Linked DNA regions of Homo sapiens: region 1 is linked to region 2. Evidence: chromatin contacts called from ENCODE Hi-C or POLR2A ChIA-PET data. All regions are on one chromosome and are shown on one strand. Each heading gives the region's core, a stretch centred on a gene start or an enhancer-like site at or near the end of the contact. The rest is flanking DNA. Distances are from core to core; before and after follow the strand shown.

Region 1 (6,869 bases), core at 130-2,629, 100 kb before region 2:
GGAGTCAAAGACCCAGCCAAAGAGGCAATTAATACCTCCTTTTTTATTTTAGAGACATCATCTATCTCTCTGCCCTGAAAAAAAAAAATGGCTTGAGAATTCTTTCCTAGTTCCTTTTTCCAAAGTGCCCTTATTTTACCACGTCCTTTGCTGAGTCTTGTGCAGTCCTGGGAGCATCTGAATAAACTGAATTTCCCAAATGTTTCAAGTATCTGCAATCATATAAAGTCTTTCTCTTGAAACTTGGCACAGTCTAATGAAATAACTGAGGTATTTTTTTTGAAGGCTGTATTTTGTTTATTAAGAAAGATTGCCTGGAGCAATAACACCCAGAATTGAGAAAGAAAACGGGCACACTTATTCTACTTGGAGGTGAGTGTACTGAGCCCACCCTTCTAGATAATAGTTTGACCCCTTTAAAAGTGTGATGATCTTTGACCTGGCAATCCCATTTGTCCCAAGGAAATAGTGTGTATAAAAAATTGCTGCATTCTGGTGTCCATCATTTATAATAGCAAAAGTTGGGGAGCAACTGAAAAGTCAAAAAATAAGGCTAGTGACAAGTTAAGTCATGGCAAATTTGTATAATGAAATACGGTGTAGTCATTAAAAACATTTGTAGTAGAATATTTGATATGGGGAAATGTTCGTGATGCATTATTAAATATAAAAATTATAAAACACCATGTACATTATGATACTGTTTTAAATTTCTTTTAATCAATTTTGTGATAGTATATGCTTAGAAAAAAATCACTAGATTTTCAACAACGTATAGTATTATGGGGTGGAGAGCTGAGATTATGGGGAACTTTTAGTTTCTTCTTTGTCCTTTCCTGTATTTTCCTACTATAATGCATCACTTAAAGTCAGGGAAAAAAAATCAGAAGTGTGATCAAAGCTTATGTTTTGTCACATTTAAAAGATGCTACGAATCAGTTTAACATGCCAGTGCCCTTTATTTGATAAAGTACCATGTGTGAGATCCCACTTTGCCACGCCAAAGTCAATGACTCTGATGTTTTCCGTGCCGCTGAGTCACACGGTAGGCTACCTCTGGGTTTTCGATGAACTGAACTGTTATTTCAGAGGGAGGGAGGCGAAAAGGATTCATTATTCAATGCGTTTCAAACCGGAGTCCAGGGGGGCGGGGGGGGGCGGGCCTGCGTTTAAAAAATAACGCGTAATGGAGTTAAGATGCAGATTCTGGAGCCAGACTGTCTGAGTTCAAAGGCTCCTAATAGCTGGGCTCCTTAACCTCTCTGTGCCTCACTTCCTCGTCCGGAAATTGAAGCTAATAAGAGCACTGACTTCCCTGGGCGGCGGTTGAAGGCTACCTGTGTGGATCTGGGCACAGCGAAGAGCGGAGCCTTAACAGGGTGAGCACGCCGGTTGCGCGCTCTCCAGAGCAGCCCAGCATCTCCCGCCAGCCTCGCTGCCCGCTCCGCCCCGGCGCAGGGGCCCCAAGCCCACAGGCAACGCCAGCGCGCTCCCAACCGCTGGAGACAGAAACAATGTGCGCGCGCACACGGCCCACGTGCACGCGCGCACGCCCACGCGGCATACAGGCGCGCACGTGCACACGCGCGCCTGCACAGCTCTGCGGCTCTGCTCCGGCCCCACAGGCCCATCTTAAAGTGTTTCGTGCTCTAACTTACCAAACACGTGGCAGCCGGCAGAACGAAAAGGAAAATAAATGAACTGCGACGAAATAAAGCAGGCCTTTCCGCAGTCGGCCACGTCCAACAGCCACTTGGTTCCTAGCGCTTTCTCGTTACCCGGCTTGGGCAAAGCCAGGGAAGAAGGGGATAGGACATAGGGATGGGTTAACAAAGCGGGAGCAACAGACCAAAGTAACCTCCTTGTATTGCCCCCCACCCCTCATCCCCTGGGGACACCGGCCTGGCTCCCGTGGGACCAGCATCGCCATCCCTGTCCCCTGTACGAGACTCTCCGCTGGGCCGAGGGCCGGGCTTGTGTTTGGGAAGGTGGGTGCCAGGGCCCGTGCTCAGCGACCTTCCAGAGCAACTGCATCAAATGATGCTGGCTTTCTTCCCAGCCAGTCCCCAGCCACACCCATAGGGGACAGCAGTGGCAGCCCGGGACTCTATTTCCTGCCTACCCCTGGACAGGAAAGCCACCCGCAGGCGCCTTCACCTTGGTCCACGTCTCACTCGGATGATTCAACAAGGCTCTTTGGGAAAAAAAATTGAATTCGCCATTGAGAACACACATAAGAAACCAATAATCATTTTTGGTTTTTATGATGGAAACAGGCACAAAAATCACAATTTTATATAGGTTCAAGACTGCTTCCTCTCAGCAGCCCAGAGCTCTTTAAAGTAAAAATAAAAATAATCTTTCAGGTTTTTTTCTTGTGTATCTTATGGAATGTATATTAAAGTCCTGAATGCTAAAACTCCATTGAAATTTTATTTGGTTGGTGCAAAAGTAATTGCAGTTTTTGCCTTTTTTTAAAAAATTAAATTACTTCTGCACCAACCTAAGTAGTCTTCATTATCAAGTGAATTTCACCAACTGAACAGACTTTGAAAGAAATAGACACAAAAGGAAAAATCAGCAAACACGAATATTAAAAGTCTACTATTTAGTAGCTACTGATCCTGTTTGAAATCAATTCCTCTCTTTTTCTTCATACTGTCTCCTGGCCTCCCATATACTAGAGTTTTATAGACAACGTGGTCGCCCTCTGGAGCTGATTTGACCCCACTCCTCTTTTGGCAAAATTTTTATTTGCATTTCCCTTGTGCTCCCAACAGGTCTGTATATTAACAACATGCCTCGTTTTTGGCACAACAGCCTCATTAATTATGTCAGCAAAGAGCTGGCACTAGGGCTCCTCAGTGCCTGGTAATTCCCATTTCCTCACTGCTGGCTTTGCTGCCTCTGAACCACCAACCATCAGCAGCCCTCATTTTCCCTCTGCCTTCCCAGCCCCCTTCCTCACCTCCATTCTCCACGCCCCTCTTCCTTGCCCACTTCCCAATACTGCAAAGAACAGAACATGAGGTCCCAGAAGAATGACCCAGCAGAACTCTACTGGTTTTATTAATATGATTATTACTTGGCCTGAAAGTGGTAGATTTCCTGGATCCATATCCCAAGTCCTTCTGGCCCTCTTTGATAAGCTTTTAATGTTGATGATGATAACAATGGTTATCATTTATTGAGTCTTTACTATGCACCAGCCCCTGTGCTTAAAAAAAAAGATTACCTCCTGTAATCCCTAAAACAGCTCTAGAGACAGCTAGCATCATTAATACCATTTGACAGATTAGAAAACTGAGGCTCAGAGACTTAAGGTCACAGGACCAGAACTGGAAGGGCTAAGGTTGGACTTAAATGTGTCTACTGTCACCACTGCACGTCAGGACATTAGGTGGTCTCTTCTCTCACAACATGAAGCAATGCTAGCAAAAAGTGGCTAGGCGCTCAAGAGGTGTGAAACTTGGAAGTTACTCTAAAATGTTAAATGGCAGATAGTGCAGTGGCCTTACAAAATATCAGAAAAGCCATCTTTAAGAGTGTCAGTTTGTCAAAACAAATTATTGTCAAAACAAGCACAACAAGGAAAAACTGATTATGTTTTGTTTTGCTTTGTTTTCAGTTTCTCAAGCTTGCAGTAAAATGCTGAGATTCTGGCCAGTAATTTCCCCTTCAGACCTAACCTGCCTTGCCCAATGACTAGGTAAGTAGGACACAAGCAGTTGTATTCTCATATATTACACCTAATTTTACACCATTGGCCAGACTACCACTTTCCCTTCCCAACTGCATTTGGTATCTGGGTCGACATCCCAGGGAAAGACTTTTAAAGAACTCAAGGCTCACCTCCCACCCCCGAAGACCTGCAGTGGCTGCCATATGGAAACAACTCCGTGGTCATTAGGAGTCCCTTGACTAATATGAGTTCTCAGCCATTTTTCAAAACATTTTAAAGTGTTGATTTTATACCAGGCACTAGACCCAGGCACTGTGGATAAATAAGTGTGGTCTGTATTCTAATTTCACTTAAAAATTAATGTTTTAAAATACATTTGAACAGCTGACTCATGGGACAGAGAGAAACCAGGGATGCAGGACAATTCATATCACGTTTAAGAAAGCTAATAGCAGAAAGGATCCAAATGCATTCTGAAAAAAGAAGAGACATTAAGGACCGGATTTTTTCATTGTTTACCAAAAATGAAGAGATCTTCTCAGGAATGCATAGGACAGGTTTCTTGTCCATGCCACAGGGCAAGGCAAATGGTTTATCATAGCAGCTAAATTACATTATTTTCAAAAGTTACCAAAAGAGTACATGCTTGATATGAAAAATTCAAGCCCTATAGAAACATTAAAAGGTAGTAGCCCTTTTACAGTATTAAAAGCAATAGCCCTTTCACAGTCTCCCCGGCTACAATTTCATTCTAGGGATAACTACTGTGAACAGTTTAGTGTTGAATCAAAGGAGTCTAGGCTTCTTTCCTGAATACGACAGAAAAAAAATATCCTAAGGAACATGACCCAGAGGAAAACTGAGTTCACAGAACTTATGGAGTCTCAGCTACTGGGTTTCAAGATCCTTACTAGTGGGGTAGCTTATTCATGCCTGATCCTTGACTTCTGTTATCTGCATCGTAAAAAAAAAAAAAAAAAAAAAAAAAAAAAAGCCTAAGATGGATAACATTTGCATGTGATTATCCAGGACTCAATGACAGTCAACAGGCAAACTACCATTCCATCCTCTGGGTAAGGCATTCCAGGTTCTGGTTAGAGGCCAAATGTGCTCATCTGGCTGCTGCCACAGTCAAGCCTTAGCCAACGTTATTGTCTTTATGTTAAATTAACTCATCACATTAGTGATGTACAGAATCTTGGGTAATGGAACAGGTACAATTTAAGGCAAGAGGAAGAAAGTCAGGCTGATGAATCAATATCTTGGGTGAGGCACTGGAATAGGGGCTTTGGGAAGCTGGGGCTCTGGGCAGCTGACGTTCTGGAGAGGGTCTAAAAAGGAAAAAATGGGAACATGGCTCAAGAGATGGGCTAGGTTTAGACCATAACTTCACTCACTTTTCACTTTTCCTTGGAGCACATCAGTATAATATGAAGTTAGATTTGGGTTAGTTTCCATCAGTTTACATCAGCACAGATTTAACAAAGGACTCCACACATTCTGCTCCAGAAAGTTGACCTTGAAGGCTAGAGGGAGGAGGAATAGCCACAGCTGCCACCAGGCTTCCTGATAGCCATTCTGCCGTGCATGGTCCATCATAGAAGGAGACTACATGCCCCAGCCTCCCTTGTTCAGTGTGGCCACCTAACCCTATTCTGCTGCAAGGTAATTCGTGCAAGGGGTGTGTGCAGTGTCCCTGGAGTGTCCTTTATTTTAGGCTGGCTTCCCCAGAAAGAGATACTAACACAAAAACTTGAGTACAAGTTGTTTGTCTGGGAGGTGATTCCAGGAAGTATTAGTAGGAGAGTGGGGGAAATGTGTTAGTGTGAGTCTTCTGAGAAGTAGTTGCCAAGGTGGGATTACACATGAAAGGATTTTATTAGGGTAACTATCAACGTGAGGGAGAATGGGGAGGGAGCCACATGAGGCTCAGAGATCTCTCATACCTCCAGCCAAGTCTGACCCTGAGTGAAAGAGGTGGGGAAAGAATGTCTTAGACTGCCAGGCTGTCTATGGAAGGGTCAGCGAAGCCATCATGGAACCCTGGAGCCAAAGCCAGTGTTAGAGGAGCCCCACATCTCCTAGAACAACCTGCATTCGAGTGTCCCTGCTGTGCTCAGTCACTGACAGGGAGCAGCCCTTGGGAAGCATGTCCTTCGGCTTCCTAGTGCAGCAATTGCCAGGCCCTTGGTTACCAATACTCCCTCTAATTGGAGGCAGGACTGCTAGGCACATTCTCATGGGCACTATAGGAAATGAGGTAGGAGAGGGAAGCAGGCATCAGAGTGCACTGGTGAGCAGGTGACCACTGCGGGCAGCCGAGGTGCAGTCCTGGTTACCTCTAGGAGACTAGCATCTTCCCCACTTGAAGGGCACAGAAGGTGAGAAATAAACTCCCAATCTCTGGAAACCACTGATTTGTTGGCCTTCCCTATTGCCGCTACAGTCTTAATTAGCACAGGGGTTCAATACCAAGCGTGAATGTGTTAGAGATACCTTTATTTATTTATTTATTTATTTATTTAAGACAGAGTTTCGCTCCTTGTTGCCCAGGCTAGAGTGCAGTGGCACAATCTTGGCTTACTGCAACCTCTGTCTCCCGGGTTCAAATGATTCTCCTGCCTCAGCCTCCTGAGTAGCTGGGATTGCAGGCGAGCGCCACCACGCCCTGCTAATTTTTGTGTTTTTAGTAGAAACGGGGTTTCACCATGTTGGCCAGGCTGGTCTTGAACTCCTGACCTCAGGTGATCCACCTGCCTCGGCCTCCCAAAGTGCTGGGATTACAGGGTTGAGCCACCATGCCCGGCCTAGAGATACCTTTTAAACTTCATTTTGGTAAGGCATTTCCACTTGCTCTTCCCAGGAACCTTTTTGCCAAAGCTGCTAACAAACTGAATGTATAACTGATCTAAATTATGTTTCTCCACACTCCTCTCCCACCTCCTGCTTCCCTACCTGCTACAGAATCAGAAATGTGTGTTAGCCCCCAAAGTGAGGAACACAGAGCAAGGGATTCTGTGTAAAACCATGCAGAAGAATCCATCCCCTCTCCTCTCCCCCTTCCCATAAGGACATACCACCAAGTCTCTGATTATAACCATTTCTCTTCTTTACAACTCTATATAAAAACTTATGCCCCTCCCCTCAAAAAAAAAAAAAAAAGGACTAGATGGAAATACACCAAAGC
Region 2 (7,444 bases), core at 546-3,045:
CCATGTATCTCACAAAGGACTTTTCCTAGAATATATAAAGAACTCTTCAAAATGCCACAGTAAAAAATAAAAACAAACCTCTAATTAGAATATGGGCAAAACATGGGAACAGACATTCCATGAGAAAAGAAATAAAGAAAAAGAAAAGGGTATACAGATGGCAAATCAGCACATAAAAAGATGCTCACTATCATTACCTTAGCCACCAGAAAAATGCAATTTAAAACCACAATGAGATATTACTTACCTATCCGAATGACTAAAATAAAAAAACAGTGACACCACCAAATGCTGCCAAGTGTGAAGAAAAAAATTGATCACACCTACATTGCTGCTGGGATTGTAAAATGGCACAGGCAATCTGGAAAAGAGTATGGTAGTTCTTACAAAACTAAACGTGTGCTTACCACATAACCCAGCAATTGCCCTCTTGAGCGTTTATCCCAGAGAAAACTTATGTTCCCACAGAAACCTGTACATGAATGTTCACAGCAGCTTTATTTGCAACGGCCAAAATCTGGAAACAACCCTGCAATAAGTCCTTCAATGAGAGAATGGTTAAATAATCTACCGTCGTGGTACCTCCATCCCATGAATACTACCCACTAATAAAAAAGAATCATCTATTGATAATACATAATAATTGGATACATTTCAGGGGAATTATGCTGAGTCAATAAAGACAATCCGAAAATACTACATTATTGTATAATTTCATCTGTACAACATTCTTGAAACGACAAAATTGGAAAAAATTGAAAGTAGATTAGTAGTAGTCAGGGATCGCCACTCACCCTCCAGGTAGGTGTGGTTATAAAAGGCAAAAAGAGGGATCCTGTGATAAGTTCGGTTCTGCATCTTGACTGTGGTGGTAGTTGAATTTACACATGTGATAAAATTGTATAGAATTATTTACACACACACAGAGGTTGAAGGAGAGAGAAATGAGTACAAGTAAAACGGGAAATCTCAGTAAGATGGGTGGGGTTATACCAGTGCTAGTATCCTGGTTGTGATATTGCACCATAGTTTTGGGAATTTTTACCACTGGGGGAAACTGGGTAAAGGGTGGGTGCACAGGATCTCTCTGTATTATTATTATTTTTTACAACTGCACGTGAATCTATGATTATCTCGAAACATTTAAATATGTATTTTTTAATGTGTGAATACTACTGGGCTATATATTTTTAAAAAATAAAGTACAATCGTCTTAAGAACGCAAAGGCCAAGGGGCAGAAGGCTATTTCTTAAATTTTAAGAAACCACCTAGTTCACAGGTGCCACCTCCTCACTTTGCTGTCAGCGACGTGATGTGCTCTGCAGTGCTGGAATTGAGAGTTCAAGAGAGAGATACCGGTCCTGGCCTCTCGGTGTTCAGGTGTGTGTATAGGTGGGCGTTGGTGTGAGAACGAGCGAGAGAAAGCGGGAGCAAGAGCGAGAGCTATGCCTCCCTTAGTGTCAGGGAGGGTGGCCGGCTGATGAAGGTGCTGTGCAGAAAGCCGGGGAAGGGCTTAAAGAGGGTGCTGGCGCCTCGGGAACGCCCTCCCGCTGCACCCTACAGGAGGTCGTGGGCGGTGGCTTAACAGCCCCAGTGCAGAGCTTGAACCCCACCGTCCAGAAGGAAAGGTGAGTGGGGGACCCGGGCGGGAGGTGAGGCCTGCCGGCAGCGGCCCTCAGGCGTGCTGGGCAGCACGGCTAGCAGAGGCGGCGCCTGGTCTTGGATGCTGCAGCGGAGACGCCAAGGAGACTGAATGCAGGGAGCGAGGCGTAGCGGCCGCGGAGGGTGGGGCCGCCCGGAAATCCAGGCGGCGCCAGCCTTGTAGCATCTGCAGGCCGGGGGCGCGCACACGAGGGGCACGTGGGTGTGGAGGAACCGGCGCGGCGGGGCCTCCTTCCTGCAGCGCCGCGGCGGTCGAGTGCCCGTGCTGGAGGAACGGCGAGTGGGGTGCCTGCCCCGCGCAGGCGGTACCCGCCGCCCCAGCTCCGCACACAGCAGGCACGGCCAGGGACCGGGACCGTGGCCCAGCGCCTGGAGGCGCTCTCCACGCGCATCTTTCCCGATGCCGGGGCGGGAAGCCGAGTGGCTTTGTCCGGAGATGCCAGGGGATGTGGGCAGGGGACGAAGAGGTTTCCCAACTGGCCAAACCCTGGCTTGAGGAAAGACTGAGGTGGTCATTGACCCGTGGGAGCGCCCTGGGGCTTCGAGGGAACGGCAGCCGAGCCCGGGAGACTGGTGTTGGGTACCCGCGGGGGCCGGCGGGTTCCACGTGGGTGGACCCCGAGCTGAGGGCAGGGTAGGGTCGCGGATCGCTGACCTATGAGCTCCCCTACTCCCGCACAAGGACACCTGCACATGGACCCGGGCTTCCACCCGCTTCTGGCTGGGTTGGCGCCGGGAGCGCGCAGGGGAGGGACGGCGGCGGAGTGCGGGGTTTGGCGGGTGAGGTGGGTGAGGTGTGGCCGCGGGGGAGGGGGCGAAGGCACTAGAAGGCTGCGGTCGCGCTGTCGCTGCTGTTCCCACCGTCGGCGCGGGGCGCGGAGGGGGCGAAGAGGTGCCTGCCAGTCGCACTGCGGTCTAGGGGTGAAAGGAAAAGGGTCCATGTAAAGGAGAAAGGGCAGGCAGAGACTCTTGCTGGTGCCAGCAGGCACGGAAGGATGTGGCCGCGGGGACTTGGAGTTTAGAGGGCAACGCTGGGTGTCATAATGCCGGAGATGACCCCGGGTGCAGAGGCGATTCCAGTTGGGTAGAGCTACAGAGAACGTGGCCCGAGAAGGGGAGCTTCCTTAAATTAGACATATCCTGTGTTGTCCTAAACCTAGCATTTACCCTCTCCCACCCCGCTCCCACAACCTCCAGGGTCCTAGCGGAGTCATTTAAGCGCTCAGTACTACCAGCTTCATTTTAGGTAAAAATCAAGACTAATTCTGCACTTTATTAACCTCCTCGTACCCAAGTCACCACGGGGCAGCTTTTCACAGCCCTAAGGCGTGGTCACTTCAAGCCCACAGCGAGTTGCTCGTGTCCTCGGCTTCTGCTCCGCAAATCTCGGACGATGCCACCGGAGGACGCTGAAGGCAAAGGCTGGTGGGGCCAGGCGCCGGCGAGACTGCCGCGCTAGCACAGCTTCCGCGGGAGCCGAGTGCTGACGGGCCTCGCGACCCCCTCCCGAGGGCAAACGGCTCGGCCCTCCAGGGACACTTGGTCAGTGTCACTCTCTCCCTACCGGGTGTCGCGCATTTTCTCAACAGAACGTGACCCCGTAGACGGATGAACTCGGAATCGGCAAAACCCGCCTGCCCTTGTCTAGTCTCTCTGCCCCACCACACCACTGCCCTTCACTGCGGACTGCGCCGTGTGCGCTCCGGGACCGCCCCTGCACCTTTGCCCACAGCTTCCCATTACCAAGGCAGCCGGAGGAAGACCTTTCCGAGTTACCTGTCTCACGTCAGCAGCCACACCGAGGCGGTCCCCCTCGCACCACTCCCCAAGTGCAGAGCCCCTGAAAGTCCGAGGCTCCTGTGCCACGCACCCTCCCCCCTGCGGGGCGACCCCGCGTATGCGTGTGTGTGTCACGCGTTTAATCGCACAGAGTAATTCCCAGACGTGCAAGACAAAGCATTTCAAGCAAAGATGGTCCAGAGTTCAAATTGGAAAGCACATCTCGAGGCGCTGAATCTGTTCTCGCCGTCTGCCTCGGTCTCTGGGGCGTCGCATCCAGGAGAAGGGTTTTAACTCCCTGCCAGATCCGCTCGGAATTAGCTCTTCTGGCGGTGCAGCAACAAGTGGCCCCGCCGCCTCCCTTGTGCACTCGGAGGGACTACATCCTCCTCCTCTCCCAGCCCCTAGTCCAAACGGGAGTAGGTAATGGCGGGGAAAGGGGGAGGTGACGAGAGCGGGGAGAAGGAAGTACATATTTTTTAATTGTGAAATTGTCTGTCTGCGTGCTGTGCTCTGGGATTCTCTTGTCTCAATCAACTTCAATTTTAACGTGGCCGTAACGTTAAGATTAAGACCTAGAAATGAAAACGTACCCACCTTTCTTATTACAAAGGTCGTTTGTTGTTGTTGTTTTTTTAAAACACCAAGTAACCCCCCCCCCCCCCCCCCACGGACTTATACTTTGTTTATGAGATTTCTCCAACCTTGGTGGTTTGGAGAAATGAGGTGGGGGAGGGGAGGACCAAGGGCAGCAAGACGTCCACTACGAAAATAAGATACTTACTAATTTAATAGGGCCGTTCCTTTTTACATAAGATGCTCCCCCACCCCCCACCAATTTACAATAGGTAAACTTTGAGCTTCCTCAAAGTTTCGCTATCTAGCGTTTATGCCCGAAGCTTTACGAATAAACTCCCTTTCCAGGTAAACCTGCCCAACCCTTGTCCTATGCCCAGCGAAGCCCAGGTACGATGGGTCAAGGACCCCTGGCTTCCACATTGTCTGAGTCACGTTCCAGTTGGAAAGGCCATCTTGGGCGAGGGACGTGTTGCCCGACTGGTCTAAATAAGGAAAGAAAGTGGAGTACCAAAGAATCAAGGGCCTCTGTTCCTCCCCATCCCGCCACCACCACCACCGGTCCCCGGGCTCTGCTGAGCGCTGCGGCGGTCTTGGCTGAAAACTGCGTCCCCGCCCAAATCGAGCGCAAAACTCCCTTGGACAGAAGTTTGAAAGAATCCAGTGTAGAAACAGACTTCTCCGTCCAATTTGGTTTTAATCAGTAATCATATAAGTATACCCACATAACCACCTAAGTGGAGAGCAGACGCCCAGATTCACGGTCCCCACGTGTTGCTGGAGTTGGCGCAGACGCGTGTGCGGGCATAGCGGCGGACGTGACACCGCATTTTCTCCGAATTCCTGCCATCTAGGGTGGTGCCGCCCCAAGAGGGGGCCGTGGGGAGGTGGGGTAATAGGCTGCGCAATCCACTTGCTCTGGGGGAGCTTAGGGTTCAGAGCAGAGCGCAACTCCGGGGGGCTGTCGCACAGCCCCATTCTCCCACACCAGAAGAGCAATGCTCCTTATGGATGATTAATAGCCGGGCTTCTCCTGACCATGCGGCGCGTCCCTGCCGGCACCACTTAGTTGTTTTAATTTGACCTTTATTAGCAACGTGCTCCCAGAGGCTGCGAGTTGGATTCGCACCACGATAACGGCCCTCTCCCCTTCCACCCGGCCGGCTTCCTGGGAAGGATCGGGGACTGCAGCTCCCGCGACGCCTCCTCCTCCTGCGCAGGGAGCAGGCCTGAGTTCCTCCACGTAATGACCTGGGAGACCTCAGGCATCCCGGGGCCTGGTCGGAGGGTCTTCGGGCCCTGGAGCTGGGCGGTGTCTGCAGTGCACCGCCGTGAGTTTCTCTCGGGTACAATGTGCTGGTGTGCAGAGAGGAGGAAAGGAAAAAAAAAAAACCCAACACCACTCTTAAGTGGCACTGGCATCTATGAAGTGGCAGTGGTCTACACTGAGCGTGCCCTTGCCTGGAGGTGTAGGGGGCGGTTACTGCAGCCGAGGGGAGGGTACTGCGGCCAAGGGCAGGGCGAGAGGACAGTCAAGGCCGGCTGGCCGCGTGGGAGCCTTTCCTCTCCGGGTTCAGCGGCCGGAATCACCAGCACTGCGGCTAAAGGGGCTGGTAGGCTCTCCTGCACCCCGCGTGCTCCTCCGCCTTCTCTGTGTCCCCCGGCTTTTCCAGGAGGAAGATGGGGTGCCCATCGCGAATGGGGCGCGCCGGGCCGCCTGGCCGGGCGGTCACGTGTCCCCCCTCCCCCGCCACTGCGGCGGGAGTTCCAATCAGAGCGCGCCAGGGGGCTCCTCCCGGGCAGGAACCACCCGGCTCGGCGGCGGAGGGTGGGCCGCCGTCACCTGACCGCCCGCCCCCGCCCCCCGCGAGTAAGGGGCGGTGGTAGCGTCTGCTCGGTTACAAATGGCCCCTCCCGCCCGGCTCGCCCGCTCGCTCGGGCTCGGCGCGGACCCGCCTGGGCGTGCTCCTCCCGCCGGCTCCAGGCGTCCCACCGCCCTGCCCGGCGCCAGCCCGCGGTCCCAGCCACTCCTGAGGGCGCGCCGGGCACCCAGCGCGTAGGCTCGCCCACGGAGGTCGACACGGAAGTCTGGACCGCCGAGGCGTGTGGCTCGTCTACCGGCAGGTGAGCGTGCACCGCGGGCGTGGGATGCTGTGGGGACAGTGCGGGGGACGTGTGGGGTCTTCGGATGCGAACGCGAGTCCGTGCGATGCCCAGGTCAAGTTTGCAGAGAGAGTCTGCGGTGTCTGTCTCCTTGGCCTCCTCTTGATGCTCCTGCGGGTTGGGGGCTCGGACCAAAGCTTCTATTTGGGGGAAGGGCTTCAGGACATTCTTGCCTTGAGATACTTGACAAAGGTTGAAAAGACACATCAGGTGGGAGCTTGTAGCTGCTGCTGATGGGGTGAGACAGGTGCAGTCGAGTGTGCACGCATATGTGTGTGGCTCCTGGGTAAGGGTCAGCTCGAGATGGGGAGAAGCCTCTGCGACGGGTCATTCTGTCCCCAAGAGCCACTTAGATTCCGGAGAGTGAAATTGAGCCGCTCTGAGGTGGTCACTAGATGTTATGGCAGCAAACCAGTGACCCCCAGTATTTCTGATATGACCCTGTAGTAGAAGGAGTGCAGATGGTTCAGTACAGAGTGTGTGAGGTTTTAAGGCACCCAGAAAAGATTCCTTTTACCTTATAACTTCTTGACAGAAATTAGTATTAAAAGTGCTGAATCATGCAAAAAGATTAGGAAAATAATTTACTTAATGTTTTGGTAAAGTTTTCCAAAGCTAATAATATCTGCATTTTTGGATCAATGCTTTAAATTTAAGATGTAGGCACTAGGTATTTAAAATCATATTTTAAGACTGTGCCCTTGGCTTTATGACTATCAGTTGCTTTTCTTTCTTTATGATTAGTTGTATCCATTCATTACTTCTTACCACTTTCACTACCCTCAAAACAAACAAAACCCCGGAAAAAAACCCAAGACATGGGATTTTTATTTTTATTTTATTTATTTATTTATTTCTGATGTGTTCATGATTGTAAAGGGAGTGGAGGTATCAGTCCTGGGAAATAAAAAAATCCTCCTCTGATGAATGCAGTGATGGCCAATTTGATCAATTTGATTTGTCATATGCCACTGAAGGGAATGTCAAGCTGATAACATGCAGACTGGAGAGAAAATGAAACAGGAGTTGCCCATTGAGGAAGACATAAGCCCTTATCCGATTGCACTCAGTGAAGGAGCTGGAGGGTAGTCCTTCCACATTGGAACCTGAGTCCTTGGTGGAGGTGCAGTTTTTGATGCAAGTTCTGAGGTCAGACACCATGTAACATAAAGATGAATTTAAAAAAAAATCAGAGTCAGGATTAGTAAAATGGGTGTGTCCAGCGACAGCCTTTGCCCATTTACTCTTGGCTGCACTGTCTGA

The links. Hi-C counts contacts between places; a loop is a spot of excess contacts on that map. ChIA-PET counts read pairs that join two places held with the same protein, here RNA polymerase II (POLR2A). Pooled maps may share reads with other maps.
Region 1: a loop to region 2 is called in a map of dorsolateral prefrontal cortex, with 3 times the contacts of the local background. The contact joins two enhancer-like sites. A Hi-C loop is called at or near these places in 7 of 168 maps with a recorded cell type or tissue (A673, B cell, GM12878 and 4 more), 29 of 37 single-sample maps with no recorded cell type and 13 of 50 pooled maps. POLR2A ChIA-PET finds 5 or more read pairs at or near these places in 2 of 52 experiments (GM10248 and H1).

What each region holds. Positions count from the first base shown.
Region 1 is chr3:43,892,897-43,899,765 of GRCh38, forward strand. The region is part of intron 1 of LOC107986081 (a long non-coding RNA gene); the gene reads right to left. Among named protein-coding and RNA genes, the nearest start is that of ABHD5, 210 kb to the left of the region's middle. Within about 2 kb of position 1,380, at least 7 of the 41 ENCODE cell types and tissues checked have a DNase peak (open chromatin) inside an H3K27ac peak, as active enhancers do; they include dorsolateral prefrontal cortex, where a contact is called at or near this core.
Region 2 is chr3:43,993,386-44,000,829 of GRCh38, forward strand. It overlaps LOC124909489 (a long non-coding RNA gene), which reads left to right and starts at 5,947. Exons shown (of 5, transcript XR_007096256.1): 1 at 5,947-6,142. RefSeq lists silencers at 1,841-2,040, 5,674-6,203 and enhancers at 3,171-3,280, 5,154-5,213. Within about 2 kb of position 1,796, at least 3 of the 41 ENCODE cell types and tissues checked have a DNase peak (open chromatin) inside an H3K27ac peak, as active enhancers do; they include dorsolateral prefrontal cortex, where a contact is called at or near this core.